2 separate regions of the Homo sapiens genome follow, and region 1 is linked to region 2. The links are chromatin contacts, found by Hi-C or POLR2A ChIA-PET in ENCODE. All regions are on one chromosome and are shown on one strand. Each heading gives the region's core, a stretch centred on a gene start or an enhancer-like site at or near the end of the contact. The rest is flanking DNA. Distances are from core to core; before and after follow the strand shown. Region 1 has its middle 400 kb from the start of QKI. Region 2 has its middle 330 kb from the start of QKI.

Region 1 (3,364 bases), core at 549-3,048, 69 kb before region 2:
TGTCAGGGTGCCAGAATTGCAGTCTTGTTCATCTCTGAACTCATACTTGGAAGCTCAGTAAGAGGCATACTATTAGTTCATATTAGAAACAGTTACTGAATGCCAAATAGTAAGCTAAGCCCTTGATGTTTGTCATATAATTTTATCATTATAACAGCCCTATGAGACAGAAAACTCCTATTATCCCCATTTTAGAGATGAGGACCTAGGACTCCGAGAGGTTAAGAAACATGTCCAAGGTCACACAGCTCACAGATGATGGAGCTGGAATTTGAATCCAAGTGGTCTGTTTCCTAGTCCCCACATGTACCTGCTAGGATGTATACCAACCACATGGACTTTCAATGCCAGTGTCGTAGGACTATGTGACTTGGATGTATATACTGTGTGTTTCCAAGCACTTGTACACAGTGAGACTTCAACAAATATCAGCCACTGTTATTAAACCTCCAAGACAAGGCATCAGAAAGAAGGAACAACAAAGATTTCTAGGGATTTCTGGCACTGTCCATTTCTCAGTTCTACTATCCACCTTGTGCAAGGTGAACCACTTCCCCAAGCGGGAACCACCAGTCTTTGCATTTCTTCAAGCACTGATGGCTGCTGGAGAAGGAGGCAGCACAGAGAGCCTGGGGAAGGTTCATGGGTGACACTGTGTGACTTGGGCGGAGAGCAGCCTCTCTGTGCTGGGTGAGTGGGATAATGATTCCTGCCCTTATTGTCTTCACATGCTAATCAGAATTAATTGGGGAAATCATTGTGAACTCTAGGTCCTCTTAGATTAGTGCTTAATTATAATACATCATTTGCTGAGAATAAGTACTTGGACCCTGGAGATGAATCCTCTCTCCTTATCCCTTCAATAAGGATTCAGTTCCAGACTTATGCTCTATCATTTCTTCTCAAAATACAAGAAAAATAACAAATCGTTATTTTATCCCTCTCTTTCATTTTTAATCAAACAGATTAAATAGAAAGATAAAGAGCCATTTTAAAATCATGAACTTTTTTTAAGCATCATAAGATTGTTCATTCCATAGAATCAATGGTGTACGGTCTGCTCATATATCTTGAAGTTACATTACATTCTGGTATTTTCTATCACCATCATTTAGTGTTTTAGTTGTAAACATGCTACATAACACAGAGGCCACTCACTGTCAAAGGGTCATATGCGACAGGACAAATGGCCACTGGCCTGTCCCCACCCCTTCCACTTAAATGTTGGAAGGAATGTGGGGGACCTGCGGAAGTGGGGGACCACATTCCTTACATGTTGAATGTTTCCAAAGAGCCCTCTCCTCATTGCCTCTGCAGTGACTGCCAGTATTCTCATCCGCAGGGTTCAACACAGCCAGACTCATACCGAATGCAAAAAGCTACCCCTAACAAAACACCAGAACTTTGCATCAGGAAATTCAGTCATGCTTCGCTTGGCTGATCTCAAATATCTGAGCGTGTGTACTAGTCTTCTGTCACTGATGGTCTGTCTAGAAAGGGCTTCTGTGGTTCCTTCCTCTCCCTCTTGCCAGCTCCCCCACACCAATATTTCTTTAAATCAAAGGAAACTATTATCTTGTAAAGGTTTTAACATGCATATGTCCTTAGAACCTCTAAACTGTTATAAAAATCATACGATTAGTCACTTGGCACATGCCCAGACCTAAGCTCAGGAGGCATTGCAGACCGTTCCATGCCTCAGGCACAGCCTGAAGAGCATCTCTGGCCTCTGCAGTCACCCCAGGCCCTGCTGCTGAGACCTTGACCCCTCCAAGTCCCTCCACGCAGCGGGCTGGCCACTCTTCCAGGAAGCTGCTGCAGGACAGACTCCAGCAGACTACTCAGGATTCAAGGATGCGTGAAGGTTAGAGCATTAATATACATCCACATCCTTCAGATGCAAGAGTAATGATGAAATAATCGTCCCCGGATAACGGGATGAGTCAGAGGAGGTTCCAGGAATAGACTCCAGATTTCCATCTCGTATCACCATTCAACATCACCACTAGGAGACTTCTACGAGGGCAAAGTGACCTCACACGTGTTCTGAGCCCAAAAATATTTGTCTCGAATGCTTTTCCAACTCCTCTCAAGCTATAATAAACTGAACTTTAAATCAGTTGTTCAAATTTGACAACAGAAAAATCAGTGATAAAATTCTACTTATCATGTGTTTATGAATTTCTAATTTTTCTTGGGGCTTCGAGACATAAACCCAGAGTATAAAAAGCTGTCCCTTCTGGCCAGGTTGGTGAGCACAGCAGAGGCCAGCTAGAAAGTTTCACATCCTGTTGGCAAATCGGCAAGAGCTACTGAAGATCTGCCACTGTTATACTTGACATGGAAGACAAGGAAAGTCCCTGAGGGCTGGAAATAGACAGAGTACTCACAGGAAAAGGGAGGGAAGTTAGGTAGCAAGGAAGGAAGGAAGAGAGGGTAGAAAGAAAACAGAAAAGAAGAAAGAGAAGAAAGAGAAAGTGGTGGGGAAGGGAGGAAAGTGGGGGCGGAGAACTACCTTGGTAACTGCAGACCAGTCAATGAAAGTTTTTTGGGTTTTTTTTGGGGGGTGGGGGGTTGTGTGTTTTTTGTTGTTGTTGTTGTTTGTTTTTTGAGATGGAGTCTCGCTTTGTTGCCCAAGCCAGAGTGTAGTGGTGCGATCTCAGCTCACTGCAACCTCTGCCTCCCGAGTCCCAACAATTCTCCAGCCTCAGCCTCCCGAGTAGCTGGATTACAGTTGTGAGCCACCACACCTGGCTTATTTTTGTATTTTTAGTAGAGACAGCGTTTCATCATGTTGGCCAGGCTGGTCTCAACTCCTGACCTCAAGCAATCTTCCCACCTTGGCCTCCAAAAGTGCTGGGATTACAGGCATGAGCCACCTCACCCGGCCCCGTCAATGAAAGTCTGATGCTCAGAATTTATTCCAAATAAGAGTTCCTTTGTAAATGCAAGTAACAAAGTCCTGACAGATGCATTCTAGCTTCTTCTTTGACAATGACAGGCCTCAGAGAGACTGGTTAAGCAAGGGGCACAATCTACCCATGCTTCAGTAAGGATGTTAATTTTGGAAGCAAAAGGGAAAGGCAATTTTAAGGCACAATTAAGCCTCCTGTAAAACCATAGGGATACTGCAAGTAATGACATTCAGTGGAGTGAAGGAAGGAAGGCAACTGATCACTCTCACCACGAACTCTTATCTGAATGGATGGTAGCCACCATGCTTACAGAAGACAATAAGCTCGCCACATCTTAGAACACAGAAATAATCCAAAGGGACCTTGATAAACATGATAAATCAGCTCTAAAACCATGATGGAATTTCATCCTGACTGTATTAGTCCATTTTTGCATTGCTATAAAGAAA
Region 2 (3,218 bases), core at 321-2,820:
ACTTTCTAGACTGTTCTTAACACTCCTGGCCAAGATGGATAGCATCTGATTTATTATCCAACAGTAAGTAAATGCTCAGTCATGAGGGAAACAATTTTCAAAATGTAATATGAATACTCTGCAGGGCTCATGTCAACATTTAGAACAGGATGACACCGTAGAGGGGACCTTGTCTGCACCTGATATGGTTTGGCTGTGTCCCCACCCAAATCTCATCTTGAATTGTAGCTTCCATAACTCCCACGTGTCACAGGGGAGAGCCAGTGAGGGCAGACCTTTCCCATGCTGTTCTCGTGATAGTGACTAAGTCTCACGAGATCTGGTGGTTTTATAAAGGGGAGTCCCTACCCAAACTCTCTGGCCTGCTGCCATGTAAGACGTGACTTTGCTGCTCATTTACCTTCCACCATGATTGTGAGGCCTCCCCAGCCATGTGGAACTGTGAGTCAATTAAACCTCTTTCCTTTATAAATTACCCAGTCTTGGGTATGTCTTTAATAGCAGTGTGAGAACAGACTAATACAGCACCCCACTTTCAGGGATTTTCAAATATCCTATCCAGAACTCTGCAGCCAGCACAGGGGCAAGAACGCAGTTCCTAACTCACTCCCAGTGTGGGGGCTTCCAACCCTGTCAGGCAAACTGTCTCTGCAAGGAGGATGACCATCCCTCAGAATACTGGAAAATGGGAAATAGAAAAAGACAAAAAATAGAGATAGATCCAAATTAAACAGACCATGATGATGATAGTTATGTACTGAACACCAACCATGTGTCAGGCACTGGAATAGGGATTTATACACATTAAATAATGGAATCATGCCAGGAGCGGTGGCTCACACCTGTAATCTCAGCACTTTGGGACACTGAGACAGGAGGATCCCCTGAGGCCAGGAGTTCAAAACCAGCCTGAGCAACATAGCAAAACCCCATCTCTACAAGGAAATAAAAACGATCAGCCAGGCATGGTGATGTGTGCCTGTAGTCCCAGCTACTCAGAAGGCTGAGATGAGAGGATCCCTGGAGCCCAGGAGTTCGAGGCTGCAGTGAGCTATGATTGCACCACTGCACTCTAGCCTGGGTGACAGAACAGGACGCTGTCTCAAAAAAAAAAAAAAAAAAACAAGAAAAGAAATCTTCATTCTGACCTTATTAGCTATTTGTTCCATGTTTTATAAATGACAAAACCAAGGTGCAAAGAGGTGAAACCAAATGGCCCAAAGTCATCCGTTTACTGGAGGACAGAGCTAAGGTTCTAGCCCAGGTCTTTCCATTACGTCATTTAGTCTTCTCAGGCCAAAAGCCCTGAGCCCGCCGAGTGACAGCGTTGCTTGTATATAGCTTCTCTCCTATCGTCACCTTCTGGCCCATACACAATTTAATCAGAAAAGACAACATTCCTGCCTGATGAGAGCATACCAGCATGAAAACAAGAGACAGACACGGCAGATCTAGCACATGCCCCTGTGGCTGCTGACAGCTCCTGCATAGCTCTGCACATAGATCACCCACGTAGGTCATCACAAGTCACTCTCAGAGGCTTCTCAAAGCCTGGGTCATGCCCATCACCAAAGCAGTCCTGCACTCCCAGGAGGCCCAGGCTCCCTGCAAGCCTGCTCTATCCAGAAGCCATTTATTTTGCAGCCAACAAAAGGAAACATGCTCCAGAGTTTAAGCTCCAGATCCTAGGGTCCCACTGGAGAAGCCTCACTTTAAAATTAAGTGTAGCTGAAATGCCTGTACAATGTAGCCCATTCAAAAGATCAGTTTTAGCCACACCACTTTTAAATGAATCTTCTTATGTCCAGTGTGGTAGAGGTCAAACACAGCTGACTTAAATACTGCCTGTGGCCAAGATTAGTAAAACCTTATTAACGCATGCTCTATTCATTTGGAAGTTGTTTATGTATGCAGACACATAACCTGGGCAGAACCAGATTGACATCTGCCTTTGAACTATCTTTGAAAAAGGAATTTACTAAGCATGCAGTATAATTAATATTGCACAGAAAATGCCCAATTTAAACGCTCCCATTCAATCACTCTCATTTATTCATTAAATAGTTGCCTAAAGACATCTGTCTCTTACTGTTTTGTTACTCTAGTATCAGAATACTATGCATTCTTTAAAGCAATACAAAATGTAATTCCTTTGTAAAATTTCAACTATGATTTTTCACTGGCTGTTTTTGTTCTCTAAATCTAATAGAGAGTTTCCAGGGGAAGTTCAAACGACGACAAGACAAGGCTCACAGCATAAGGCAGCCAGGAAGGAGGCACAGTGGAGGCCCTGACGCCCTCGGGTCGGGGAAGGTGGAGAGAGGCATCTGAGCTGGGACTCTAACCAGGAGACCCCACCATGAAGCCACAGGGATGGGGCTGAGCTGTTCCTAGCACACGCAAGGATAGAGTCTCTGTTCTAGATGGCTGGGAAATACCCACCGAGCCTCCACCAACTGCTCAGAGCTCCTTTCCAAGCTGCCGGCTGGATGACATTTTGTCCAACTTTCTAACAAACATGGGGGTGGGTACCACAGTTTGCCTGAAAAACTACATTTCACTAAAAAAAAAAAAAAAAAAAAGTGGGGGGAATTATTTTTTGGAGGCTTCAGCAAATGACACTAATCACCACCATCCCAAAGCACAACAAATACAAATTAGAACTGGAAGTTGTAAGTCTGGGGAGACTTGGTGGCTTTGCTGACTGACTCTCTGCCCGCCTGTCATACGCCCCGCTGTGCAGGAGGACGGCTGCTGAGACACATGTCTGCATGCCCGACGTGGCTACTCTCCACACCCATCCCAGCTGCGCCCCTGGCAGAGTGGGGCCATGCAGCTCACCTGGCAGGACCCCTTCAGTGCAAGGAAAGGAGGTCTTCTTGGGTTTCTTCAAGGAAATGGAAACCATCTGGAACCACCCCTGAAAAGTTGGGAGTGTGCCTGCCCGCCCGCCTCCCTGGGGCCCCACACGGTGCAAGCTGCCCCCTCTGCACTCCGCCTGCTGGGCTCCATGTTCCTTCCTTACACACCGGGCATCCTCAGGACCTGCAGCACCCAGGATGGTGCCCTAAGCCGGACCTCCCAAAACCCACGTGCTTAAGTTCCAGCCCAGTAAGGCCCTCAGAATGGGGCTGCATGTGGGGACAGGCAGATTTACTGATGTCACCGAGGGAGGATGAGGCCACTAGGGTGGCGGGCCCTAATCCAACCTCAGTAGT

Evidence for each region. A loop is a pair of places that touch in the nucleus more often than their neighbours do. ChIA-PET counts read pairs that join two places held with the same protein, here RNA polymerase II (POLR2A). Pooled maps may share reads with other maps.
Region 1: a loop to region 2 is called in a pooled map, with 7 times the contacts of the local background. The contact joins two enhancer-like sites. A Hi-C loop is called at or near these places in 6 of 50 pooled maps. POLR2A ChIA-PET finds 5 or more read pairs at or near these places in 2 of 52 experiments (MCF 10A and OCI-LY7).

Annotation. Positions count from the first base shown.
Region 1 is chr6:163,813,237-163,816,600 of GRCh38, reverse strand. No RefSeq gene overlaps it. Among named protein-coding and RNA genes, the nearest start is that of QKI, 400 kb to the right of the region's middle. RefSeq lists an enhancer at 1,522-1,571. Within about 2 kb of position 1,798, at least 3 of the 41 ENCODE cell types and tissues checked have a DNase peak (open chromatin) inside an H3K27ac peak, as active enhancers do.
Region 2 is chr6:163,744,348-163,747,565 of GRCh38, reverse strand. No RefSeq gene overlaps it. Among named protein-coding and RNA genes, the nearest start is that of QKI, 330 kb to the right of the region's middle. Within about 2 kb of position 1,570, at least 2 of the 41 ENCODE cell types and tissues checked have a DNase peak (open chromatin) inside an H3K27ac peak, as active enhancers do.